7 separate regions of the Homo sapiens genome follow, and all the other regions are linked to region 4. Evidence: chromatin loops called from intact Hi-C (ENCODE). Cell type or tissue: Caco-2. All regions are shown on one strand.

What was found. A loop is a pair of places that touch in the nucleus more often than their neighbours do. Peaks named below come from ENCODE experiments on the same cell type or tissue, not always from the same donor. Only the 100,000 strongest peaks of a DNase experiment are listed, where the experiment ranks them.
Region 1: it touches region 4 in a loop (7-fold over the local background); 9 of 110 quality-filtered maps call a loop at or near these places.
Region 2: it touches region 4 in a loop (7-fold over the local background); 4 of 110 quality-filtered maps call a loop at or near these places.
Region 3: a loop joins it to region 4, with 8 times the contacts of the local background. A loop is called at or near these places in 2 of 110 quality-filtered maps.
Region 5: it touches region 4 in a loop (12-fold over the local background); 3 of 110 quality-filtered maps call a loop at or near these places.
Region 6: it touches region 4 in a loop (14-fold over the local background); 5 of 110 quality-filtered maps call a loop at or near these places.
Region 7: it touches region 4 in a loop (5-fold over the local background); 3 of 110 quality-filtered maps call a loop at or near these places.

The regions. Positions count from the first base shown.
Region 1 is chr4:123,648,519-123,652,518 of GRCh38, forward strand. It overlaps LINC01091 (long intergenic non-protein coding RNA 1091), which reads left to right and starts at 1,473. Exons shown (of 6, transcript NR_027105.3): 1 at 1,473-1,811. In Caco-2, no CTCF peak of the experiment used is centred here; DNase peaks (open chromatin) are centred at 1,333 and 1,743; H3K4me3 peaks cover 658 bases.
Region 2 is chr4:123,100,909-123,104,908 of GRCh38, forward strand. All of the region lies in intron 14 of AFG2A (AAA ATPase AFG2A), which reads left to right. Among named protein-coding and RNA genes, the nearest start is that of AFG2A, 180 kb to the left of the region's middle. In Caco-2, a CTCF peak has its summit at 2,218; no DNase peak of the experiment used is centred here.
Region 3 is chr4:123,503,695-123,507,694 of GRCh38, forward strand. No RefSeq gene overlaps it. Among named protein-coding and RNA genes, the nearest start is that of TRC-GCA2-1, 3.2 kb to the right of the region's middle. RefSeq lists an enhancer at 1,847-2,694. In Caco-2, no CTCF peak of the experiment used is centred here; DNase peaks (open chromatin) are centred at 1,537 and 2,067; H3K4me3 peaks cover 1,720 bases.
Region 4 is chr4:123,347,546-123,351,545 of GRCh38, forward strand. LOC124900774 (a long non-coding RNA gene) reads right to left here and starts at 3,676. Exons shown (of 2, transcript XR_007058263.1): 1 at 2,669-3,676; 2 at 1,609-2,172. RefSeq lists enhancers at 2,475-3,005, 3,917-4,000. In Caco-2, no CTCF peak of the experiment used is centred here; DNase peaks (open chromatin) are centred at 2,006 and 2,786.
Region 5 is chr4:123,771,365-123,775,364 of GRCh38, forward strand. All of the region lies in intron 3 of LINC01091 (long intergenic non-protein coding RNA 1091), which reads left to right. Among named protein-coding and RNA genes, the nearest start is that of LINC01091, 120 kb to the left of the region's middle. In Caco-2, a CTCF peak has its summit at 1,635 (motif pointing right); a DNase peak (open chromatin) is centred at 1,687.
Region 6 is chr4:124,263,105-124,267,104 of GRCh38, forward strand. All of the region lies in intron 3 of LOC105377406 (a long non-coding RNA gene), which reads left to right. Among named protein-coding and RNA genes, the nearest start is that of LINC02516, 290 kb to the right of the region's middle. In Caco-2, no CTCF peak of the experiment used is centred here; no DNase peak of the experiment used is centred here.
Region 7 is chr4:123,553,702-123,557,701 of GRCh38, forward strand. No RefSeq gene overlaps it. Among named protein-coding and RNA genes, the nearest start is that of LINC02435, 34 kb to the left of the region's middle. In Caco-2, no CTCF peak of the experiment used is centred here; DNase peaks (open chromatin) are centred at 220 and 1,900.

The sequences.
Region 1 (4,000 bases), 300 kb after region 4:
CAAAACCTCAATTAAAAAAAAAAATTAGCTGGGTGTGGTATCTCATGCCTGTAATCCCAGGCTGAGGCAGGCATATCACTTGAACCCAGGAGTTCTAGACCAGCCTGGGCAACATAGTGAGACCCTGTCTCTACAAAAAAATACAAAAAATTACCCAGGCATGGTGGCATTTGCCTGTAATCCTAGTTACCTGGGAGATTGAGATGGGAAGATCACTTGAGCCTGGGAGGTTGAGGCAGCAGTGAGCCATGATTGCACTGCCAATGGGAGACCCTATCTCAAAAAAACTGAAAAGGATTTAGACGTGTGTGAAGTTCATTCTACAATTCAGTGTGACACTTTTATAACCAAATGAGTACCAATACCCTTATGAACACACATATATAAAGGAAAGAAAATAAAGAGAGAAAGAAAAAGAAGAAAAAGAAATGTGGTTAGAACTCCTTGTTTCATTTTACTCTGACTTGATTATTTCCCAGGCCCAAATCTAGAACTGGAAGGTGGTAGCTTATTGTATCAGAGGTTAAGCTTGTGGCTTTTATTTCCTGCTCCATCTAGAACCAAGATGTCCAAAGAGTATGTTTGGAAGGACTTTTTTTTTTTTTTAAATGATTTCTAGCTCTGTCTCTAGTCAGAGAATATGGAGGAGTTTGGGCCAACTCCAGAAAACAACTTCAATGTAGAAAACCATGGAGCGCAAGGTCCTGCTTCCATATATTTATTTTCGTGGAGCAGGTGGCAAGTTCTCAAAATAATTTTGTCTGTGAGATACAGATATTTCTGGGACATTTTCATAACCAGCTTCCTGCAGTAATTAGCTTCAGAGCTGGAGTATGCTAGAAACTACTGGGCCCTGGGCAGTGGTTAAATTAGGTGTGAACGTAAGCTGGGCTGATCTCCATTGTGTAGTTAAAAACCAAAGGTGGGCACAGAGAGAGTATTTGTTCTGCCCTTTCTTCACCCACTGCATTTTCATTTCCCCTTTCTCTACTCCAGAGGCCTAATAAAGGACTCTAATGTACGATACTCAACACAGCTTTAAAACATCCACGCAGAGTACAAAATTGTAGTAGGAATTTGGGTTTTGTTTTTCTTTTGAGTTTAATATGACTTCCTAGGTTCAGCGTATTTTGTAATATATTTCTTAAACCGCAGGATCATGAGGGCAAATTCCCTTGGGGGAAAGTGGCTCTGTGAGTTGATTAGCACCGTTTGCCTGCTTCCTAACCCTCTTCTGCTCAGGTATTAGTTGTTCAGACAGCTGAGCTTCAGCTCAGCTCTCCAGGTCCTGCGCTCCATTTTAATGCAAGCCAGTGATGCAAAGTCCCCGGCTTGGCTTGTCAGAACTTGATAGCTCTGTAAACACTGAAATCCTTGTTGCCATAACACCAGGAAAAATAATATGGGCTCCTGCATATAAATATAACGAAGGCCTTGGGGAATGGGAGCATTTCTAAATGACTTGAAGCTCTGTCACGGCATAATCTCTTATAAATAAATGTCAGTGTAGTCACTGAATGCAGACTGGATTTTTGCCTGACTACGGTGCTCAGCCTTCTAGACAATAGTTATGCTAAGGGATTATCTTTTAACATTGTGCAGTTATCTCCTTTGTTTGTTTTCTTTTTTCATTATTCACATAAGCCAAGGGAAATGAAAAGCATCTTATTTCAGGCAAAAAGGCCTGTGAATGATTAACTCTGGTTCCATGCGTTGGGACTTTGCATAGCAACCCCGTGGCTTGCAACGACAAAAAAGCTCAAGGCAGGAACAGCAGCCCAGGGACCTGAGACCAGCGTTCTCAAATGAAGGTGGTGAGAAACAGATTAAGTATAAGCATTGTGTTTATGGGTAGAATTCTCTGTAGCTGGCCCATTTAATTTGGCATTCGTTTTACTGCACTTTTCTTGGTGAAGATGTGTTTTGCTGACCTTTACTCTTGCTTTTTGAATACATTTGAGAATTCAAGTGAAACTTGGCCATGATTATGGCATAATGTGGTTTATGTCACCATATTTTATGGGTTCTCCCTAATACTATCCCAAACTGGGCTAACTCTGGCTAATTTTATATTTAAAAATGGAAATAACAGATAGCTTCATAATAGCATGCAGGTTTAATTTTAGCTCAACTAAAACTTTGTTGGTAAATTTTGGCACTCTTGAAATTATATATAACAGAAAGCATTATATGAAATAAAGATAAACAAATGGTGTGATTATGTAATTCCAATTAAAAGCCTATAAGTATGTAAAGAACCCAGATTGTACAAATATGAAATCTGAAATCAATATCAATTCCATATCCTTATATAGACATTTGGTGCTTAAACATTTATACAACAAGGTCCATTTAAAGATTCGAGTTAAAAGAGTTAGAAGAAAATGAAATATAAGCTAAGGACAGAAGAAACATTTGAGAATTTAGAAAAAAGCAGTATAGTTATAATTGAGCCAAAATATTTAGGACACTTAAATTTAGACTGCAAGTCAATCCAGATGTTTATTTATTAATGTTAATAATGTTTCCAGTGTTGTTATACAATGCTAAATCCCAGGGGTTCTGCTTCTGAGTTTAAAGACAAATGCAATGATCTTTATTCTTTTCCAGCTCTGTTTTAATTTTAGGAGCTTTTCTATAGCCATGATTTTCCCATAAATGTGTTTGCAAAATCTCGAGCAGCTCCTGATGTCTTGCAGAAAGTCTGAGTGAAACACTGCTCTAGCAAAGCTTTCCATGTTCTGCATTGCTCTTCTTGCTTCCATGGCAATAAAGAGAGAAACTTGGCATAAGAATATAATCTGTTCCTGCCTGTTTCTCATCTGAAGTCATAAACCTCTGCCATCCCACCCAAGACTAGAATTTCAGCTGGCATGAAACAGCTGTCTGCTTACAGGTTTATTCCGGTAGTAACCAAAGACAAAACTATTTTAATTGAAGGCCCTAGGCTGTTCTCCAAACCCTCACAATCTCTGGGTCATCCCCAGGAAGAAACCATTGAGGAAAAGGTACAAGTTACATTCTTTCTTATAGTTTTTGACACACTGTATATTTATGAAGTTGAGAACATTTTACCCTTCTAATTTGACTACATTGGATGCCATGGAGAAAAGGAGGGTCACAAACTCAAAAGCCCTGAGGGTTCAGGCACACAAACTAAGTCAGCAGAGAGTAGGCTGCAGTGCATGGGTGGAGTGTCCTGTCCGAAGGGGCATCTGCTACTCTGCTTCACTTATTGCTACCATGTGGGAATGTGGAGGCCCAAGTTGCTAGATATTCTGATTTGTCAATAGAAGTTCTCAGTCCTGCTTTTTATGGGAATTCTGCATAGTTTTAAATGTGGGCAATTATTCTGAATAAAAATCAAAACATTATGAATGTTAACCCAAACATGGCTCTGGATTGGATGTCTGGGGCTGCTTGGGTTCAACCCCTAGACTTTGCTCTTGACTCACTACTGGTAGACTTTGCATTTATCATTTGCTTAGGTTCTATAACTGTCAAGTAGCATAATTTATTTACACATTTTCCTTCTTACTCTGGTTAGTACTGCATAAAGAACACAAGTTTTGGAGTTGGGGAGAGATGTAGATTTTACTAGTTCCAGATTTTACCAAATTGTGACTTGCAGCCTCTTAATCCCTTGAAAGCCTCTCTTATGCCATGCAGAAATGAAAACCTATTTTACAGGAAGTTTGGAGGATTAAATAAACTAATATGTAAAATAATTAGCCCAGCCCTACAGGTGCTCTTTGCTTAGTGTTACCATTCTGATCATTACTATTAAGAACAAACAATACCATAAAGTGATCCACTTTAGAAGACACAAGGACTCAATCAGAAAGAGTTTCTCTCAGTATAGGGAGAAGAGCCTCTTTGTAGATCTAACATGCAATATAATACAAAATTGTATCAAGAGCCATCTTCATGTTCTTAAAGAATTTTGGGATTTTGTTGCTAGAGAAGACCTTGAGGAAACAGAAACTCTGACAACTAGAAA
Region 2 (4,000 bases), 250 kb before region 4:
TAAGTCCAAGTGATTTCCCAATTATTTCCATGGCTATGGCTACAAAGGCTTTAGGCCATAGGAATAGAGGAATTTATTCTTACTAAATTCATCTTATTAGATTTGATTAATCTTCCCAACTTGTCAACTGTGGGATCTTGTTTCTGTCATTCTCTATGTATTTCTTTATTCATTGATAGCAAAGGCACTATATATCTTAAATACCAAGAAGAATTTATATAGCTTTCTTTTTGAAAAATTGTTTAAAGTATCTAGTTCAAGATCCCCAATCTAGGTGAACTTCATGGAACATTTAATTGACATGGAGATAATTAGGGGATGTTCTGAAGAGTTACCAAAGAGAACTCCTAAAGAGAAACTAGATGGTTGAGATTATTTATGGAGGAAGAACAGATGAAAGTAAAATTCTGCTATTAAGAATACTATCTGGGTAAAGAAATGCTTTCTGCTTTCTTTGGTGGAAATAGATAAGAGTGAGCAGACTTATATTCATTCATTGAAATTCAGATAAATTCATAACCAAAGTTTTATTATATATATACTGATAAGGTGAAGAGTTCAACACTAATCTAGTTTGAACTCCATAGATATTTAAAACCAGCTATTTTAATTTCTTTTAGCTTTAAGACAATGCTGAAATATGTACTTAATTTTCTGAATACTTTGCTCTTTATAGTTGCCGTTTCATGAATTTGTGATATTAGACTTATTGTATGAGGAGTTTTGTATTTTTCTTCTTTGAACTTTTTGCTTATAGTGCTTTGGGCACAGACCTTCCCAAACCTTAGTATTTCTGGATGAATTTTTTGAGAGTGCACAACATTGGAAAGGAGCTTTTGCATAATGCCAGCAATGTAGCTGAGGAAATGGGTCTGGAGGAAAATGAGATTTGACACCTGTAACAGAGGATAAATATGATAGGGGCCAGAGTGCCTTATACAGAGTGTGATAGGAAAGCTCAAAACTAACAGAAACAAGCAATGGAAGAGTAAAGGCAGACAGATGGTTGCAGAGATCTTAGTTTCTGATGCTAGCTGTGTTATTAACAGACTGTGTATTATTTGAAATAATTTATCCTCACTGAGCATCTGTTTCTGTACCTGTGAAAAATGTACTAGATAATCTTTGATATATCATTCAAGCTCTACAATTATCTTCTTTTGTGACACAGAGACAGACAAGAATAGAGATTATCAATGTTATATAAAAGGATGTTACTTACCAAACAAGTTTCTGAGGTTTTTGTTTTTTGTTTTCTGTTTTGTTTCTTTTTAGGTACCACCTTCCCAGACTTTCTTGTTACTGTAACGTTTATTTCTTCAAACAGATCATAAAGCAAGCAGATATTATCCAGGTGTGCAAAAGTGATTAACCATGTGATTTTCAGAAAAAAAAAAAAAAAAAGAAAAAGCAATCAATCAGCCTTTAAGGCTGTTGTTGTGTAATAAAAACCTTGCTTGACAGTTGAAGTACACCTTAACTTTTTCATTTAAAATTTATTACTCTTTGAAAAAGGAGAACTTGTTGAGCAGCATATTTTCTTTTTTCACAGATGTCTGATTAGCCTGCAATATTTTGGTTCTATTTAATATACTTTTAACTATTTTTTAATGAATATGAATGTAAAAATAATGTTGAGTTAGAATAGAAATATCTAACTGTATGATTAAAGTTGAATCACTTATAAATTTGAAAAAGCTTCTTGTCTTCTATTGTTAATGCTCCTAGAATCTCATGTTTGAGAACGAATGTTCAGTGTAGCCAAAACCTAAATCTGGGACTATATGTTGAATGTTTTAAAGTCACTAGTAGAAGGGCAATTTGGTGGCTAATTTTAAAGTACATAAAGAGTATTAACAATAATGAAGTGTCATTTTGTTCCTGGCATTCTGTGTGTGTGTGTGTGTGTGTGTGTGTGTGTGTGTGTGTGGTGTCAAAAAAGTATCTGAAGGGGCCTGTAATAGAAAACCTAGTTCCTTTATGATATACACAATCTAGCTTGAAATTTTAATGCATTAAATTCATAAAACATGAAGAGTTTAAGCTTTGCAACACTTAATTGACACATGCGTCAGAATAAGTTTGGAAAAAAATGAACCTTCATACATTTTGACTTCTCTGTTTTCTATTTGATAACTTTGGTATTGCAGTTACTCTTTTTTGACACAAGATGGTGATGTTCACCTGAAATGTTTCCTGAGTACAGGCTCTACTGCGTTTAGAGGCTCCCCCTTATTTATCCAAAGAGCAGCTTAAAGAAATGAATGAAACTGGCTTTGCTTTAAGAGATAATAGTTGAAGAAAAGCAAGAGAGTGTGTCCTCTTTTATAACTGATTTAACAAATAATGATTCAAATTTAAGTGTGGGTTTGTGTGAGTTGAGGACTGGGGAGCGGAGAGCACTGGGAAAAAGGAAAGTTGAACAGTGGAGAATTAGCAGTCATTAGGTATGCAGTATGCATTAAGTCTATGCTATGTGTTTTACATATGATGTCTAGTTAATTTTAGTCAAATATGAGCACTTTACATGTATTTTACACAATACTAGTGCATTCCTTGTTTAATTGTGCAAGTTTAGAAGTACGGTGTGTGTTTGTTCTTTCTTAAAAAAATTATGACGTATCATCAGCCAGTGTAGTAGCTTTATTCATAATTTAAGTGATACTGTTTCATTTTTAAAAATACACAAGTTTCTTACATATAGTTAAATATATATTTAACATAGTATCCGACAATCTCAGTCCTAGGTATTTACCCAAGAAAAATGAATAAATTGTCCAGCAAAGACCTGTTTGTAATGTTTATAGCAACTTTATTTATAACACCTAAACAACCCAAATGTCTACCTACGTGAATGAATAAATAAGTTGCAACATGTCCATACAGTGAAATACTACTCAGTCATGAAAAGGAACAAATTATTGATATATGCAAAGATGGATAAATTTCAAAAGCATTATGCTAAGTAAAAATAGTCAGATATAAAAGACTATACACTATACTGACATTGTGAGGATTGCAGGGACAGAAATCAGTTCGGGGATCTGAGGGAGGAAATTTCACCACAGAGCAGCAATGGGAAACTTTTTGGAATGATGTAGATATTCTATATCTTGGCTGTAGTGGTGATTACAGGACTGCATATACAGGGATACCTCGTTATATTGTGGTTTATTGCACTTTGCAAGTAGTGTATTTTTTATAAATTGAGTATTTGTGGTAACCCTGCAAGTCCATTGGTGCCATTTTTCCAACAGCATATTCTCACTTCACATTTTGGTGATTTTTGTAATATTTCAATCTTCCTCATTATTATTATTATGTTATCTTGATCTGAGATCAGTGATATTTAACATTATTATTGTAATTGTTTTAGGACACCATAAACCACACCCATGTAAGACAGCAAACCTAATAAATAAACGTTTTGTGTTCTGGTTGCTCCAACAGCCAGCCATTTTTCTGTCTCTTTTCCTCTCTTTGGGCCTCCCTACTCCCTGAGACACAACAGTACTGAAATTATGCCAAAGAATAACCCTACAATGATTTCCAGATGTTCAGATTAAAGGTAGAGTCTCACATCTGTCACATTAATCAAATGCTAGAAATGATTAAGTTTCATGAGAATGGCATGTCAAAAGCTGAGAGAGGCCAAAAGCTAGGCCTCTTTCACCAAATGTTTAGCCAAGTTGTAAATGCTAAGGAAAAGTTCTTGAAGGAAATTAAAAGTGCTACTTCAGTGAACACATGAATGATAAGAAAGCAAAACAGCCTTATTACTGATATGGAGAAAGTTTTAGTGATCTGGATAGAAGATCAAACCAACTACAGCATTCTCTTAAGCCAAAGCCTAATCCAGAGCAAAGCCCTAATGCTCTTCAATTCTGTGAAGGCGGAGAAAGGTCAGGAAGCTGCAGAAGAAAAGTTGGCAGCTAGCAGAACTTGGGTCATTAAGTTTAAGGAAAGAAGCTATCTGCATAACATAAAAATGTAAAGTGAA
Region 3 (4,000 bases), 160 kb after region 4:
GTGGGACCCCTGAGCTTGTTTTCCTGCAACCAGATGGGACCATCTGGGAGTGATGGGAGACAGTGACAGATCATCAGGCTTTAGATTCTCAGGAGCTGGCAACCTAGATCCCTTGCATGTGCAGTTCACAATAGGGTTTATTCTCCTATGAGAATCTAATGCCACAGCTGATCTGACAGGAGGCGGAGCTCAGGTGGTAATGTGAGCAATGGGGAGCAGTGTCCTGCTGTGTGGCCCAGTTCCTAGCAGGCCACGGACCAGTACCAGTATGTGGCCTGGGGGTTGGGAACCCCTGAGTTATTCAGTTCCACTAGAAAGCAAGAATGGCTTTATTCTAATAATTTCAGCAAAAGTTCCCGGCTATCATGAGATCAACTTGGTTCATATGCCTGTTCCTGAAACTTACCACTATAGACTGAATAGGCTGATGGCAGTCACATGTTTACTGCTGGAAATAGGAAGGACTGCATGTGATGTGAAGTGTACAAAGCCCCAGCTGACAAGGCAGTGCAACCCTGGCTATTTTCTGGGCAAGGCTGGTGCTCTGGTGCTGGACTTCATTTGCCTGAAGGAAGCAGTGCATTTTTCTAACTTGTGTGAAGACATTGTATGGACTAGCTGTGGCCCTGGAGCCATGTATGTGGATGGGGTCGGCCTCACTGAACCACTGAGACTGTGAGTGGGAGAGGGATAGTCCTCTGAATGAAAATTAGGTTCACCTTCTATAAGGGAGAATGGATGCGCAAGCAGAACTATTGGATATACATTACAGAAAGTAATGCCATTACTGTAATTCTGAATCTTGCCTTGTAGAGCAACTCGACTCTTTAAGTCTACTCAACTCAGCTCAACGCAATCCAACAATTATTTTTTATAGGCCAAAGTGTGTGTGTGTGTGTGTTTGCACACACACCTGTGTGCTGGGTAGGGAGGTGTTACCAAAAGAAAAGACCTACCTTCAAAAAGCATAAAGTATTCTGATTTTAAGCCACGCCAACTATGAAAGTTTTTCTTAAATTCGACTCTGTTATACCAAATAAATTAAAAATTATGCAAAATTAAAGATGGTAGCATGTTTCTTTAGTTGCTTTTTAGCAAAATAATCTGTGTATTTCAGTGAATTACACAACTATTAGATGTTCAAATACGATTATATTCTGGTTAACTTACAAAATTAGGAGTTGAAAAATTATTTACTTCATTATATTTGTTATAGATATATCAGTCCTTATTTCCTAACAGTCTGAAATAGCAGCCAAATATAGCTCCTGTAGAAGGTCATCTTAGGTTTTCAGGTGACTTTTAATTACCACGTAGCTTTAAACTACTACTAGTAACTCATCGTTTAAAAAAATTAAATTAGCCTTTTATTTCTGTAAAGAAAACTCACCTTTACTCTCCCTTTACTGTCCTGTAGGAATTTTAACAGGACATGCATTAACTTTAGACCTTAGGGAAAGCACAAAATAAACAGCAAACTGATAATATTATCTCGCCAAAGTAAAACAAGGGATGGAGGCGTGGGGAGAGACGGCGGGCGGTAACTAAGTGCCAAACGGGATTTGTTTTTACTTAAACGTTTACAGAGCATCCGCGAGAACTTCCTTCTAAGCTAAATATGTCATCTAGCACCTGAAAAAATTTAAGTCTGGTTCTTTCTGGATAAAAGAAAGCGCACAGGATTTAAGTGAGTAAATACTTAAGTGAGTAAATTCTTAGAAAAAACAAAACCTAACCGCCACAATTGGACTTTGGAACTTTTTTCCCCCCTTAGCAGCAGGCTGAAATTTTCAGTTCCTCGGTCACTGATCAGGGAATTCTGCGCTTCAGGCTGTGTACACCCGCAAGTCTGGAAGGGTGATGATGATGATGTGATGATGAGTTAGGGCAATTATAACTACGGCAAAAAAAAAAAAAAAAAAAAAAGAGTTCGCAGGGACGCAGCGCTGCCGCCGCCGCCGCCGAGGCCGCGACCACGGCCCGAGCCGGCCACCGCGCGTCAAAGGAGCCATTCAAGGCCCGGCGAGGCCCGGGGGTTGAGAAGTTAAGGAGCGGGAGGTGGTGCGCCGGGGCCGCGGCCGCGCCATTTGCATTTCAATGCGACCCGCTTGTTGACTCAGTGCCCGGCGCTTCCGCAGCTCCCACCAGAATCTGCCTTTGTTGGTTTTAGCTCCGGTCAAGTCCACTTCTTGCATCGGGGGAGCCGCGCGCATTGAGTTTGTGTAGTCAGGCAGAACGCTCGACAGGAAGGAAGGAGGAAGGGGCGCTCTGCGCGGCCATTGTCTGGGCAACCGGGCTTAAGCAGCCGAGTGACTATTTAATCTATAAGGTGCACTTGAATCCCTCGCAAATCCTCTCAGTGTGGAGCGGAGGCACCCAGACAGGGACAGATGGTGCAGAACCCCTTTGTTTAAGAATATGGAAATACGCTTTTTCCTTTACTTAAGGTGGTCCGCTCTTTTAACTGTTGCTATTCCCCCTTGCTGCATTGTCAAGGAGAGGGCATGAGAGACTCATGGGTCTGGTCAGCCCTGCCGAAGCGCCTCCGTATTAAGAAAAAGTAATTGCTGGAAGGGAGTCGCCTCTTTTGGTGAGCCATGAGTACAGTGGAGACCCCACGTACCCTTTTGGTGCCCTTTGCACTTAGGCAGAGAGTAGCCGAAAGAAGTGTGTTCAGAATTCTTGCAAGATTGTTTTTCATGGGCTCCCTCTCTTTCCTTTTTTCACATTAAACATCAAGTTCGGAGGTCTCGGGTTGCTTCCCGTGCAACTACGGGAAAAGGGAGACGTCTTGTCCTCAGGGGGCCCTGCTGCTTCGCATTGACCTCTTGGGCTTGTAAGCAGAGAGGTTGATGGGCAGGATGGCCACTGCAGCTGGGCCGCACCTGTGCTTCTGTGTCCACAGCTGTAATTTAGAGTGTGTTCAACATCAGGCTGGGGAAAGGTACACATAGGTTTGGGGTATTGTAGAAAAGTGGAAGACTGCCCATAGAGCCCTGGAGCATGGTGACATTTCACAAGATAGCTTTTCTGATCTTCCTAACGACATGGAGGACTCCACTTGCAGCGGGACTGGGGATACACTAGGACCATCAGATCCCACCCCCAGTCAGTCTGAAATGAATTCAACCAACCGTCCACACATATAAGTCTCAGTTTTTGTTTAAAACATGCAGTCAGGCGAGGCGCAGTGGCTCACGCCTGTAATCCCAGCACTTTCGGAGGCCCAGGCGGGCGGATCACTTGAGGTCAGGAGTTTGAGACCAGCCTCGCCAAGACGGTGAAACCCTGTCTCTACTAAAAAATACAAAAATTAGCCGGGCTTGGATCCCAGTTACTCAGGAGGCTGAGATGGGAGAATCGTTTGAACCCAGAAGGCGGAGGTTGCAGTGAGCCCAAATCGTGCCACTGCACTCTAGCTTGGGCGACAGAGTGAGCTGTCTCAAAAAAAACAATAAAAAAAAATACAGTCATGGTCCTGCTGGGCTGTTCTAGCCATAGTAATACAAAACAAAGGAAAAATCTGAAGGGACAGCTGTCAGGTAAAAATCAAATTCGTTTCCATTTTCAGTACATATTAAACAGGAAGCAGGTAATTGTCTTGTGGTTTTGAAGGTAAAATAAAGAGGACACATTATAAAATAGATGTTGAAGTATTTTAATCTAGGTGTTTCAGTGTCGGGCATGTTAATACATTTCTGTAAAGAGGTAGATGTCTGTTTGGTCTCTAATGCAAACACTTGACTATGTGAAATGCTCACATCCATTTTTTATTTTTCTTAAAAGGCACTTTCTCTTCCCAACCACGTGGCTGCAGACTTCTTGCTCTCAAGTTGTCCTGACATGCTCTGAGAGCACACACAACATACATACAACACCTGGATCTGTGAATTAATTACTGCCTAGGCTACCACCAAGAAGCTTTCCAAGTGGCCAAGTGCAAGGATCTTCTGTTTCTTATCCAAGTACATTCTTTCATCACGGCCTTGGTCCAAGAATT
Region 4 (4,000 bases):
CCTTCAAGGCTCAAGGAAATCATAGTAATTTAACAGAACTGTTTAATCATGTTCCTTGGAGATGTAAGTAATCTCTATTATGTTTAAACTTTTACCCTGTCATTCTGAAATAGATGACACCTAGAACTCAGGTTGGATTATTATCCTCAAGCCCCATTATGCAGAGACCATCTGGCTGTTGTACTTGAGAAAAGACAGTTACTACAATGAATCAAATCTAGGTGGTGAAATTAGAAAGAGCCAAACTGGAAATGTTGTAGAATAAGGCCAGCTGACCCCAGAATGGTCTTTTAAAGAAACAATACTGAGATGTGGCCCTCAAATGCACTCACGTAAAGAAACTTGAGGGCTGGGTGCAGTGGCTTACACCTGTAATCCCAGCACTTTGGGAGGCAGGTCACTTGAGTCCAGGAGTCTGAGACCAGCCTGGGCAACATAGTGAGACCTCGTCTGTACAAAAATGAAATAAAAATTTAGCCCGGTGTGGTGGTGTGTGCCTATAGTCCCAGCTACTCAAGAAGCTAAGATGAGAGGATCAACTTGAGCCCAGGAGTTCCAGGCTGCAGTGAGCAATGACCATGCCACTGCATTCCTGTCTGGGTGACAGAGTGAAACCTTGTCTCAAAAAAAAAAAAAAAAAAAAGATAGGAAAAAAAACTTGATTTGATTGTGCCTTCAGAGGTTATCAGATTCAAAACAACTGATTTCCATTAGGAAACATCACACAAGTTTGATGTATAAACTAGAATGTGATGATTGCTCTCTAGTAAGAATAGACACGTCATGGGCAGCCATACGGTCATAGTGGCTAATCAGTACACTCTCTTCATGGGAAAGCTGCATAGGAAGCCAGAAATTATCATCATAAGGCTGTTTCATGAGCAAGAAATCTGAGCAAGGGAATTTCATTGGATAGTGGTGTTCACTAGAGCCATAGACTTTCCAAATAGAATAATAACTACCCTGGCGGGTCCACACATACTTGTCTCCTGAAGATGCACTGTATAGTCTTCCTAAGTGAGACCCACTTTCACTACATTTTGAAGACTGTTCCTATTGGGAAGGAAGAAAGAAGGGTTCCAAACCAGGTTCCAGGCCTGATTTCATGCTCTAGTTGTCAGGGTTACACTTGGTTATTATCTGGATCATCTAGACTTGATGCTTCCTATCTCCAAGAGGGTGCTTTCTGCAGACGGCTAATCGCAAATACCCTATGGCTCTCAGACAGTATGTCCATATATTTGGGCAACCTTATTTCCCTCCATGCGTCCTGACTATTCTATGGTCCCGTTTGGCTGTCCGGACTGGTCTGTCTTTGGTTAGAGGCATGCAGAGAGAAGGGAGAATGTAAGGATAATGCCCCTTACAGATTCGCCATTTAAGAATTTCTCTATACAAATAACTTTCTTCCCCAGTCTGGTCTGCTTCTTGTGTTAATTCAAGGCAATTGAAGCCAGCAAATACAGAAATACTCATTTGCTAAGCTCCTATTATGTCTAAAACAATATGTTTAGCACTGTTGAGCAATTTGAAACAGAAAGACAGGAATTCTGACCCATGTTTCAGAGTTATGCCTCTCATGAGCCGTGCAAGGTCCACATACATTTGTATCTTGCCACAAGGTCAGACTTTTATTGATACTGTTTCAATCACAAAAACCATGAGCTCAATGGAGTTCCCAAGAAAGAGGTTCTCCTCAGAACTTCCCATTCACTCGGTAGTGAGAATAGCGGGCACACAGGCTCAAGCCACTCCACAAGTCAGTTAATACTGAAAACCATATGTAATAGAATACGTGGTCACTATATACATGTTAAACATTCCACAGCTCACAAAGTAACATTTAACATCAAGAGAAAAGGGAGAGAAAAAAGAGTTAATGAACCATTGCAGGGAGAACAACGAAGACAAAAAGAATCTCCTGGCTTGGCCTGGGCAGTCCCTCAGTCTCGCAAGGAAGAGTCTTTGATGTGGGCAGAGCCTTTGTAGGCAGATGCCAGGTGCTTATCGCAACTGATAGCAGGACTGCGTCAGTTGTGTTGAGCTGCTGAAGCCTTACTCTTTTTATGGCCACAGAGTCCTCTGGTGAGGACTGATAGTGGAAGAATGTGCTTGTTTGTATCCTTATCTGGTTGGATGTAGTCATTATTTGTTAAGCAAAATATCTTGTCCCTGTTGGCAAAAAGTGTCATATGAAGTATAAGATACAGTTTTTTTTTTCTAAGATGGAGTTACTTATGTCAAGGATGCTCTATACCATGCCCATTTACTGAGCTTACCAAATAGTTCTCAAAACATCTCTGAGTGTGCACCAATTTTATTCGCACCATGGAATTGAAACTGCTTCCCCCATCTGCTTCATCCCGTTTCTCTGGTACCTTTACTGTCACAGTCTTATTCTGTTTCTCTCCTAGCACTAGACCTAGCTGCTTCTTCAAACTTGAACTTCTATACCCACCCTATCTAAAGCAGTGACCCATAACTCTTCATCTTATTTTGTTTGTTGAAACATTGGTCCTTATCTGAAATCATTTTGCCATTTTATTGTTTAATCTCTGTCTTCTCCATCTAGAAAATTTCAGCTCCATGCCTTGGTCACGATGGTGCTACTGTGTCCTTAATACCTAGAGCAGACTTAGGACCCAGTGGTAGCTCAAGAAATACTCACTGGGAGTGTAGTGACGGAGCAGGGAGAAGTGAGTGAGTCAATGAGTCTGATCTTGTAAGCACCACACCTGAAAGCTTCTGTCAGAGCCTGATTGCAGAACAGCAGGGCGTGCGTATTTCTTTGTTCTACAAGACGACATTTCTAGTAGGTGGTAGCAGGTGGTGCTATTGCTCTGTCAAAAGAGCCACACTCAAAGTCCACGTTATTTCACAGGCCCTAGGAAGTAACTTACTGGCAGAAACAAACAGGTCTTGGTTGACATAGAACTAAGTGGGAAAACAAGTGAGAACTTACCTTTGCTTTGCTCAAGGGCAGAAAGGTTTTAACAGGAAAGAAAGAAGGGACAATGAGTTAGAAATAGGGAATATGGTAGAAGGGGTAATAACAGTGATAAAATAAAAGATTTATAAGTTATCATGGGATGGCCACTCCAAGGACATCACATTCAAGCCTCTACCTTTGCTGTTTGCTACAATGACCCTGAGAAGTGGCCATCTTTTCTCAGTACAAGTTTCCACCATGATGGGGAGTTTCATACAGTGTCACTGATTGCCGCTAATGTTTATCTAGCATCCACTTTGTGTCATCCTGGGCTGCAAGGTGTCCTGCACAGGGTGCACACTGCATTTGCAGCGATGAGGACGTGAATGGCAGCTCCTAGATCTGTGTGGCTGGGTGTCGCCAATGCCATGTGCTACCTAAGTTCACCCACACAACCCATCATGGTAGGCACATGGCAGCAAGTGGCAGGGCTGGGAGTTACACACAAAAAGTTCCTCCCTCAAGTGAACTGACGCCCTGACTTCATATCACAGCTTTTTTAGCCACAATCCTTAAGTGTTCCTACAGCATTTCCTATCTCTTCCGGCCTTTTCTATCTCATTCTCTTGTTTATTTCCATCCCCAAATTTTTAAGCTCTTGTTTTAAAAGTATATATGCTGGCCGGGCGCGGTGGCTCACGCCTGTAATCCCAGCACTTTGGGAGGTCGAGGTGGGCAGATCACCTGAGGTCAGGAGTTCGAGACCAGCCTGCCCAACATGGCGAAACCCTTCTCTACTAAAAACACAAAAAATAAGCCGGGTGTAGTGGTACTTGCCTGTAATCCCAGGTACTCAGGAGGCTGAGGCAGGAGAATCGCTTGAACCTGGGAGGTGGAGGTTGCAGTGAACTGAGATTGCGCCACTGCACTCCAGCCTGGCGACAAGAGCTAAACTCCATCTCAAAAATAAATAAATAAATAAATAAATAAACAAATAATAAACCAAAAACACAAAAAAGTATATATCTGCTTATTGTTTTAACATTCTCCTCCCCTGAATGTAAACTCAGG
Region 5 (4,000 bases), 420 kb after region 4:
TCAAAGAGGACCAGGAATGTACCATTTCCTATAACCTGTAAGAGCCAAGGAAAATTCTGCTGCTGCAGATTCAGTTCAGGACAAGAGTTGAAAATCACAGTTAGTACCAAGCCAATGATCCTCTGCTACTATTGCTTATAATATGCTGAGAATAAATAATTTGATAATGGAAGATTAGGAGACACATAAAATGGATACCTACATGGCTTATAGTGTAGATGAAGGTCTGTTTAAGGGCACATGATCACCTTTTTGAGCACATTTCAGGTTGGTGTCTTAGTCTGTTTAAATTACTTTTCAACAAATGTAACATCTTATTGACTTCTCAAAGCATGATTAACATAGATATCTATCCAAGTTATCATCTTTATGAATGGTGAAATAGCCCCTTAGGGAGAGCTACTATGTTTCTTATATTTTCTAGTAGAAAGTATGGTTTAGAGTCTTATGTCAGGAGGTATGGCTTGGTCTTAGCAAGTGTGACCCACAGCAAGAGTTCATAGTGGTTCTTCCACTCAGATTGGACCACTGTCTGAATGTCAAGAAGTAGCTGATTGGATTGTTTCAACAGCTTCAACAGTCCTTTCTTTATGTTGAGTCCTTTCACCATCCTGCTGACATCATCTGGTTACATTGATGGGAGTCTGCTTTGTGTTAAAATATATCACATGTAGTTTTTCTTAATTTCTTTCTTTCTTCTTCCTTCCTTCTTTCCTTCCTTCCTTCTTTTCTTCCTTCATTCCTTTCTTCATTCCTTTGTTCCTTCCTTCTTTCCCTCTGATAAACTTTCTAAAGTTGTAATTTTGTGGTTTTTCTTAACGCCATTTGTTACTCACCTAGATCTGCCATTTGGTAAACGTTCAATATTGGGCCACTTACTAACCATTTTGTGCCTCAGTTTTGTCATCTAAAACATGGGAAAAATAAATGCCTTGTAATGTTGTTCTGAGTATTAAATGAGCTAATACAGGTAAAACTTTTAGAACAGTACCTAACATACAGCAAGTGCTGAATAGGTGTTAGCTCTCATTTCTCGTCATATTGAACAGAGATGAGCAATTGAAAATCTGTGCTGGAATTTTGTGTCAACAAATTTATTATTCTTCTTCTACCATTTCACCAGTGTTTTGGTTTTACTACCTTTGAACACACAGGCTCAAGAGCAGATATAATCTCAAGCCATTAAAAGCATTTATTAGACATCCGTTATCCATATTATATAACCAAGGGGTTCTAAACTGTGGCCTGGTTTAGAAGTGGGGTGGTGAGTATGACCTCCCAGTAGGTGTGTTTCCCTGGCTGTACACACGCATGGGGGCACTCAGGGCTATTTCCAGATAAAATTTACATCTATGTGCCTAATGGTCCCAGGTGGACATATAGAGATGAATGTGTTGAATGAGTCTCCTGGTTTCTGGAGCTTGAAAGCTCCCTGTTAGAAGGGACTGATGATTCTTTCCATCCCACCTTATGGAATGTGAGCCTTACCCAGACCTAAATGAATGTCAGTGCTCTGTGAGCACCACCATTATCAAGCTGTGGAGTGACGTTGGCAGTGGAGGGCATGCACCTGACATAGAGAAATTTACACCCTTGGCGTAATCCTGGAGGTAACGGCGCTTCCAGAGTCACATAGTCCCTAAAGTGACACTAGAGGGCGCAGTATGGACATAGCTGTGAATTGCGCTCTGGACTTGTGAGTGACTTAGCCAATCCAAGGCTGGGCTCGATAGCTCTTTGAGGAGGTGAGGGAACTGAAGAAAAGCAAGAGGGACTGGGGAATCTAGAAAGGAGCATTCTTTGAGAGAAATAATAGTGATGATAGCTACCATTTATTGAGCACTTATTAAAGGTATGATTTAAATACATTGTCTCATTTGATCTTCACAATTATTCAGTGCAGGGCTATACTGTCTTCATAAAACAGAGGAGAACGCCTGGGGCGATGGCTCACACCTGTAATCCCAGCACTTTGGGAGGCCGAAGGGGGCGGATCATGAGGTCAGGAGTTCAAGACCAGCCTGGCCAACATAGTGAAACCCAGTCTTTACTAAAAATACAATAAAAATTAGCCGGGTGTGGTGGCAGGCGCCGATAGTCTCAGCTGTTTGGGAGGCTGATGCAGGACAATTGCTTGAACCCGGGAGGTGGAGGTTGCAGTGAGCCGAGATCGCACCACTGCACTCCAGCCTGGGTGATAGAGTGAGACTCCTTCTCAAAACAACAACAACTAAACAAAAACAAAAAACTGAGGAGGAAATGGAGGCTTAGAGGAACTCACCCAAGGTCACACAGCCTTTAAGTGGAGGAACTGGTGTTTAATCCAGAGCTATCTGAATTCAAAGACTATCTGTATTCTTAAATCTTAACCCTAATATTCTCAGTGAGGAAGGACTGAGGTTATATCTGAAAAAGAGCAACAAATAACAGCTTCAGGGCTGCTGAGGTGGGTTTCAAAAGTCACACAACTCTGAAGTATATTTCAGACCTCCTGTTCTTGGTGATTTGAGCAAAAGGTTTATTGCAAATTATTATCCGGAAACTATGTTTGTAGACTGAGAAATGGGTTTCTGTGAAACAGCATTCATCCAGAAAAGAAGTTTTTTTTCTGCAAGAAAGCAGTTAAAACAAAAACCTGGGGGAATTTGACTCTGATTTTTTTATCACTGAGTTTTCATAGATTCTGGTAGCATTGGATGTGCATATGTTGGTGAATACAGTTCCAGACTTGCGATAATAGAAGTTGTATCATACATGTTCACCCAAGAGCCATTGCTTGACAGAGGCATCTCCAGGTCTGAGATCTCAGGGGAGAGGCCTTCACCCATGGCTGTGAGAGTTGCCATGGTTGAGAACACCAGAATTCTCTCATTGTGTTGCTTGCCTGCCATGAAGCCTCTGGAAGGATATGGTGGCTGAAATAAGGCATGAGGCACAGATACAGATTTCCTGACTCAACTTCTGGTGCAGATAACATTGTTATACTACACATATTTATAATGCCCTTTTGGGTAAGTTTTCATAGAGATCATTTTCATTTTTTACCGATGCCATTAAGCTCAGTTAAGACTATTGGCAACCTTTCTCATCCTCCTCTCCCTCAATATTCAGTAACAATGGTAAGCTACAACAACCTAAAATATTAAGTAAGACTCTACAAATGACATAAACAGAATCTTCACAAAGCAAAAATAAAATTTGTTTTCTTAACAGATGGGCAGTGATTAAAAAGATGAATAACATTCAATGCCAGTAAAGGTATGGGGAAATGGGCACTAGAATTGTAAAATCAACACCTTTTGGAAGAGTGCTTTTGTATTATCTATTAAAATTAAAATACTAATTTCCTGTATCTCAGTTATTCCACTTCCAGAAATTAACCTTTTATGTCTTCCTTTACTTGTTCCTGATTTTAACGGAATACTTTTATGTTTCACCATTAAATAACTTTTGTTGAAGTTTCCTTTTCTTCTTCTTCTTTTTTTTTAGGTACTCATCATCTCTTTAAGGAAATATCTTTCCTTTATTAGTTTTTATTATGAATCAGATTTGAAATTTATTGATGCTTTTCCTCTTTCTATTGAGATGGTCACTTCTTTTTCCTCCTTAAATTTGTTAAAGTAATTCATTTTATTGATAGAATTTCTAGTGAAAATCATTCTAGCAGTTCTGGGGTACACAAGATTTGGTATGGCATATTATTTTTATTAATTTCTGGATTTAGCTTGTTTAATATTTGATTCAGCATTTTGCATCAGTGTTCATGTCTGAGATTAGCTTTCAATGTTCCTTACTTACACTGTCTTTTAGTTTTGGTATCAAAATGAGATGAAAATTTTTGTCCTTTTATATTTTCTCAAAGAGTGTGTATAAAATTTGAATAATCTGTTTCTTGAATGTTTTGGTAGAATTTACCTGTAAAATTATCTGATCTCAGTGATGTTATTTTTCCCTCATGATAATTTTTTACTTATTGTTTTGCTCAATTTCTTTAATGTTA
Region 6 (4,000 bases), 920 kb after region 4:
TTCCTTCCTTTCTTTCTCTTTCTTCTTTCTTTCTTCTTTCCTTTCTTCCTTTCTTCCTCTGTATATCAGAACACTAATTACTAAAGACACTGGTTATAAGTTATGGTGACAGCATGGAGGAAAGGTAAAATTCCTGGGCTTTGACATTAGATGTGTGTTTTAATGCCATTTCTACCATTGATAAACCATGTGATCATCATGTAATCACACTAATGCCTTAATCAGTAAATTGGAGATGGAAATAATGGCACTATATTATACAGGGCTTGTGAGTATTAAGGCCATAAGTGCTTGGTTTTAATTATTTAAAAAATAAATAGTATGAATAATTATAAGAATAGAATTTGTGCAAGAATTTAGAGTGATTGTGTATGTAATAAGTTCACTCTAACAATGAAAATGGAATGCTAGTACTAGCACTGCAAAAGTTGCTTCTGGATAATTATTACTGCATAGATTTCTTTACTTGCTTATTTTTTGAAGTCATGTGTAAATATATAAGTATATACTAATAAACATAGCGAGTTTAATAAAATATAGGTAGTAGTGCTATCATTCCTCCTACTATGTTGCGATTTCATTTTAAAATATTATACTTATTATTCAATATTTATGTCTGGCCCAACATTTGATATGTAGTGTATTTTATCAAATTTATCCTGAAACCAAAGTAAGATCTATAAAATTTGGAAGTAGTATGATTTAAAGATATTGAGAACTTCATTCTTTTATCCAGCTCAAAACTAGTGATTCCATCATTGATATCTTAGTGGATAAAAGTCCCAGAATATCTTTGGATGAAATACTGAAAATTTCACTTTAATATCAAGTTTTGTTAGGGAGGAGGAACACAAAGCCATTTTATTTTTATTGCTGTATTGTAAACATTAACCAGGTAGCTTAAGGAAAGCAAGGCAGGAAAGGCGGCAATGGCTCTGTTGGAGTGATGGGCAAGCAGCTCAGCTCAGACCTTGGGCTATTAGGTGTGGTCTTTGCCACTGGGCGTCATTGCTTCTAAGCCTTTCAGCCAACAAAGCAAGAAAGATCATGTGTGTATACAAATGTGTTATATTTATATGTAGCTGCTATGGTCTGAATGTTTCCCTCCGCATATTCATATGTTAAATACTAATCACCACAGTGATGGTATTAGAGGGTGGGGCCTTTGGGAGCTGATTAGATTGTGAGAACAGAGCCCTCATGAATGGAATTAATGACCTTGTAAAAGAGGGCCCCGAGAGAGCTGCCTTGCCCCTTTCACCACGTGAGGACATAGTGAGATGTCTGCATCTGGGAAAAGGGCTCTCATCCATAACCTGGCCATACTAGTGCCTTAATCTTAGATTTCCCAGCCTCCCAAACTGTGAGAGAAATTTCCGTTACCTATAAGCCACCCAGTTTATTGTATTTTGTTATAGGCAACTCACATGGACTAAGGCAATGTCCGTCGGTATCTATATTAAGCTAAATATGAGTATATACTGATGTCTCAAACTAATTTATAACCATGTGGATTATCCTAGCCTCCTACCCTTGCTTATCTGTAAATTCCCACTTCAACAGTGAAAAATCTGGCTCTCATGACCTGCTATCCCTTTGGTTAACTGTTCAATTCCAGGAGCATATGTACCAGTATTAGAGCTGTTAACCTATATCTCCACAGAAAAAAGGTTGTCAGCTAGAATGGAGTGCTTATGCCCATTTCCTTCTGCCTTAAATCTTACAGACACCTTTCATTTCCAAAGATACTTAGGTCCACATCTCTTGCTCCTATTCCCTTCAGTCAGATTGTTTCATACATTTATAATATATTCTCTTATCACAGTCTGGATGCCATCTGGGCTCCCCAACCCCCTAAATGATTTGTTTTTTTTTTACTTTGCATACATTAATGTTCAATCTTTGTACTGTAAAGCTCTTTGGGTTTTGATAAATGCATAAAATCATGTATCCAACATCACAGTATTATACAGAATAGTTACACCACCCTAAAAATCTCCTGTTTCACCTCTTCAACCTTCCTCTAGAATCCTTGGCAACCTCTAATCTTTTTTATGTCTCTATTATTTTGCCTTTTCCAGAATGTCAACTATTGGGCAAACAGTATATAATATTTTCAGACATGCTTCTTTCACTTAGCAATGTGAATTTAAGTTTCCTTCATTTTGTTTTGTATTTTGATAGCTCATTTTAAAATCCCCGAATAACATTTTATTCTATGGGGGTATCACAGTTTATTTATCCACTCACCTATTGAATAACATCTTGGTTGCTGACACTCTTCAGTGATTATTAAGAAAGCTGCTATAAACTTTCATCAGCAATGAGTGAGATTTCTGGTTGCCCCATATCCTAGTCAGTATTCGGTATTATCAGTTTTTTAGATATTAGCCCTTCTAATAGTTATGTAGTGGTAATTCAGTGAGGTTTTAATTTGCAATTCCTTAGTGACTGATGATGTTGAACATTTTTTCCTATGCTTATATGCCATACGTAATGTCTTTAGTGAGATGTCTGTTGGATCCATCACTCATATTTTAATTGGGTTATTTACTATTGAATTTTAAGTGTTCTTTGTATATCTTGATACACCTTTATCAGATATAGTTTGCAAATATTTCTTCCCAGTCTGTGACTTCTTTTCATTCTCTTACCTGACTCTTTAACCGTCTATTCTGTCTTTTGCAAAGCAGACATTTTAAATTTTAGTAAAGTCCAACTTAATTTTTCTTTTGTGGATCATGGCTTTGCTGTTGTATCTAAAGACTCATTGCCAAACCAATGAGTCATATGGTTTGAGCCAAACCAAAGACTCATATGCTAGGTAGATATTCTCCTGTGTTTTCTTCTAGAAGTTTAAAAATTTTGCACTTTACAATTATGTCTATGATTTATTTTGATCTAATTTTTGTATAAGGTGTAAGGTCTTTTTTGTTTGTATCCTATTCACACATTGCTGGTGAAAAGAGCAAATTGTTACAATTACTTAGGAAAACTGGCAATACCTACTGAAGCTACATATATTCCTATCTTATGACACAGCATTCCCACTTCTGGACATAGGGCAAGTGAGCATATGTGTTTGTCCAAAGACATTATAATTTTCATAATATAACAGCCTCAAATTGGAAATAACACAAATGCTCAAAAACAGTAAACAGTAACTACAAAAGCTCTGATGAAAAAAACCCAAAGGATATCTAAATAAATGAGGAAATATTCCATGTCCTTAATTAGAAGACTTACTGTTAAAATGTCAGTTCTTCCCAAATTGATTTGTAGATTCAACACAATCCCAATCAAAACCCCAGAAAGCTATTTTTGATATGGAAAGGTAAAAAATCTAGAAGAGCCAACACGATGTTGTAGACAAAGAACAACAAATTTGGAGGACTCGTGCTATCTGATTTGAAGACTTCCTATATTGCTATAGTAATCAAGGCAGTTCCTGACATTGACAAAATAACAGACACATATATAAATGGAACAGAACAGAGCATGAAATAGGCACACACAAATACAGTCAACTCATCATTGACAGAGGAGCAAAGGCTGGTCTCGAACTCCTGACCTCAGGTGATCCGCTCACCTCAGCCTCCCCAACTGCTGGGATTACAGGCGTGAGCCACCACACCCGGCCCCCCCCAAATATCTTTAACGGTAATTTGGCCTGTTCTATACCTCTAAAACAACAATATATTCCCTCAGCATGTGGGATATATTTTTTCATTTACTGCTGGCATCTATTATTTCTGTTTATAAGACTGCTGTTAGTTTAACTCCAATTACTTTATGGGTAGTCTGTCTTTTCTCTCTGTTAGCTTGTAAAGTATTTCCTCTTGTTTTCAATGCTTTCCAGATGTATTGTGATGTGTCTATATTTTCCTTTTGCTTAGTAATTGAAATATGCTTTTAGTTTTAGAATTCTTAGTTTTCTTTAATTCTAGATAAATGTAATTCCTTCTTTGTCATTGTCTCTTTTCTTCTGAAATATCCATTT
Region 7 (4,000 bases), 210 kb after region 4:
AGAGGCTGGGTCTCACTATGTTGCTTAGGCTGGTCTTGAACTCCTGGCCTCAAGCTATTGTCCGGCCTCAGTCTCTGAGTGGTTGGGATTACAGGCAGAACAACTGTGCCCGGCTCACACTGCTCTAATTCCTGATACCCACCCAGCTAAGTTCCTGATTCTGCTTTACACCCTTTGCCCTTTCTCTTAGGGAGTTCATACTCTCCAGCAGGCTTTGTTCTTCTGCTACCCAGAGGCCCCCCTCCAGCTCCCACCTCTTATCTAGCATCCAGCCTTCTATTTGCAGTTATTCCCAGGGAATCTCCTGCATGCTGGGTGTGACCACCCACACTTGTCATCTCTTGGAACAACATCCCCAGGAGGTAGGTATTTTTGTATCAGGTTATTTTGTAAATGAGGACATAGAGACTAAGAGGGATATATGTATGGTGATATTTGCTTTGTTAGAGGGAATAATAATAAATGTACATTGAATACTTGGATGAGAGAATGATTCACCTTGAATATACTATCTTTGTAGACTTGATATGAAACTTGGGTTTGTTGTTCTTTCTTACCTTACTTCTACTAGAACCACTGGGAGGCAGGAGAGGGGGAAAGAGATGAAAAATGCTGTGCAAAAGTTCTGCATTAACAATGAGAATAAAAAACCTGTGGGAACCTCCCTCAAAAATGACAGGGCTAACCAGGAGTGCCCTAACTGCAACTTTGCCCAATAGCATTTTCTTTTTTTTTTTTTGAATTGTGTGGTGTTCATTGACTGTTGATTATTACAGAACTGGGTCAGTTGGAGGTCAGGGAGGCAGGGAAGGGGTAAGCTGTGGGCTGAGAGATGAAACAAGCGGTTCTACCAATCCATGTGAAACCTTTAGGGAGAATGTAGGGCTTTAAAAAACACATTTGGGAAATTTTCTTTATAAAATTATCAGAAGAGTAGATCACTGCCCTGTTTACACTTTGCATATGCAACAATACAAATGTAGAAAAATAACCCATTATGAGAAAGCAGTGAAAATAATTGCACATTAAGAGAGTTAGGTCACTGCTGGCCAGATCTGGCTATGATTTGCATCAGTTTTAGTTTTTCCGAAAGGAATGTTTGATCCAACAGAAAATGGGCTTTGAGTGTGCCAGAGCTCCTCTTTCTTCTCCTGCCCCCTCCTCTTCCCAGGTTGACGATGGATCCCCCAAGGCACTTGTTGCTTCCTCCAAAGGAGCTCCCCATTACAGCTGGAAGAGAGGCTTGTTTCTCCAGCTGTCTAACCTTTAGTTTTATCTGCCTCTTGTTGACCTCTTAGTTTTATAATGAGTCAGTTTATTTGCTTGTACAAATTGAGTTTTCTTAGAAATATAACAGTTAGAAAGAGGCCAATGTTTTGTTTCCCCTTATGAAGGAGAAGTAGCTATGGGACCGGGCACGGCTGAGGCTGTTCATTCCATGCCAGTCCCTGTTGTTGGTTTATTTTAGTACCACGTAGTGAAGCCTTGTGGGCAGAGAAATATTGTCTCCCTTGTCGGAGGTAGAAATATCTGCAGGGTTTACAAGCTAATTACTTCTCGATTCCCTGGGAGTTCTAAGAATTTGCTTAGCAACTGGCCTGACCAGTCTCCCCCAGCTGCCCCCCAACATGACTACACTTACTGGTGGCGCTGATGGAGCAGTTTTCGAACTAAACAAGGATTAAGCATTTTGTGAAAATGGTGCCAGTCTTTTCCTCGATGGGACCTGAGCCTGTAACCTAGTCCAACAAAACGAGGGAGAACAAGCCAAAAAAAACCTTTTTAAGAAACAACACAGGCAGTAGGAAATCATACTGGTCAGGGCTTGTTTTCCTGGCGTGGGGCCTCATTCCAACCTGTTGCAATCAGCTCTAGAGTGTCTATAGGGACACCCTGGTGCAGGGGCCCCGCGGAGGAAAGGAACTTTTACATTTCTGTTTGACTGGGCTGCTTGCCAGGGACTAAGTTCAAAGTGCAGTTTCCAGTAATTTGCTGAGACTTCTCTGTGGGTTTGATAGGCCAGGACAGAAGCCTGCAAGCCGAAGTAATATTTCCTGATTTCTGTCATTCCTTAAGAAGAGAAGGAAGGTTGTTGAGGGACTAGGGATTGGAGAATTTGTTGGCTCTGAGAGCAGATCGGACCCCCACTTCCCCCTGTCAACCCCAGCCCCTTCTCCTCAATCCCGTCTAGGGCCATTGGCAGCCTGGCACTAGATGGAATCACACGGGCTCCCTCTCAGAGCAAACGTGAGGTATGCATTCCATGAGCCAGCGAAAGCCTGCATTGATTTACTGCATGCTAGCATTATTTGGAGCTATAAAGTTGTCGAGTAATGGCAATATGTTCTTGTTTTCTCATATCTGTAGGATGAAAGTGAACATTTTTATAATCCTTCTCTCCTCACCACATTTAGTTCCTGGTGTTAAACATGTGGGCTTGATTAAAGGGGAAAAAGAACTGCAAAAAGTTAGATTTTTACATTCCTCTCTTACAATGCCTCATTCCCTCAACCATCCCCTTCCCAGAACACTGATGGCAAGGCCCACATTCTTGTCATTTCCTCTTTGTCTCTCCCCTTCTCCCTGCCCTGTGTCTATCAGAGGACTCGATGCATAATAATTCAAAATGAATCTTTATTAAATGAAGGGGTAGGTAGTGGTGGAATCTCACTTCAAAGAAGGGTTGGGTAGAATGATATCGTTTCTATGTCTCGTAGAGGCTCACAGGAATAGTGCTTTATTGATTTTGATTACAACTGCTTTTCTACAGCAAGAAATTGTGTTGCAAAAATGTTTGCTGTGGTCCCCATATCAGTCACTCTTTACATGGAAAGGACTCAGTTGAGCATGAAAGACATTAGGAATTGGGGAGAGAACAGAGAGGTAGTGGAGCACAGCTGAACTCTCCAAGATTCTTTAGCCCTGTCATCAAGTTGCAGTCACCTTTTATTATGATCACTCACTACCTCAAACATCTGTATACCCAAACCAAAGCAAACCCCAGGAATACACAAAGAGGGTGGCGTAAAAGGGGTAAATAGCCTGTAGGAGTTACTTCCTTCTTCCCCGACAAAGTTCCTTGACTTACTTCCTTAGTTCTCCTGCAATATACTTTTCATTCGCTAATGTGCCTCTGAAAGACTGACTATATGTGCTGCTTTTCCTCTAGCCTGGAAACCGAATTATAGCAATTTAACATTATAACATAATTCTACTGCAATAAAGCAATTTGGGGCTGGTGGTAGTGATGGAGTGGATGTTGGCGGCAGTGGGAGCAGATAATTTATTAGAAGGGAATTTTTCTGCATCTGTTTAAGAAATGCCAGGATAAAGCCATGTTAGTATGAAATCTTATTTAAATATTTTTATTTGAGGATTGGAACCATGTGAAACCATCTATATATGTATCTGTGATGCCAAAAGAACTAGTTAAAGGTTTTAAAAAAGGAGACTTTTTCATTATTTGAACTTGTATTACACAAATAATGGTTTATGTACTTAATTGGCTTTTAAAAAACCTACGTGAATGAATTGACTATTTGCTTTTTACAATGTGAAGTTAAAAAACGAGTCTCAGCTGGGTGCAGAGTGAGCCTGTAGTCCCAGCTACTTGGGAGGCTGAAACAGGAGGATTACTGGAGGCTAGGAGTTTGAGGCTGCTGTGATCGTTCCTATGAATAGCTACTGCATGCCAGCTTGGGCAACATAGCGAGACCCTGTCTAAAAAAAAGTCTCAAATATTTCAGTAATCTTTAGCTATGAAAAAAAAACTGTGACAAATTGCCTATAAAACCAAGCACCTAGCTGACTCTGTAGGTAGGTTTCAGGGAAAAGGAGAGCAAAGAAAGATGAATTTAAAAATTATACTTGGCCGCTGATGGTCCACACCATGGTGTAATGAAATTGGGTAATTTAGATTCTTGAGTAAAGACAATTTTCTCATCATCAGACAGGTCTCTTGAGGAGGGACATGGATTTCCCAACGTATATCTGACTACTA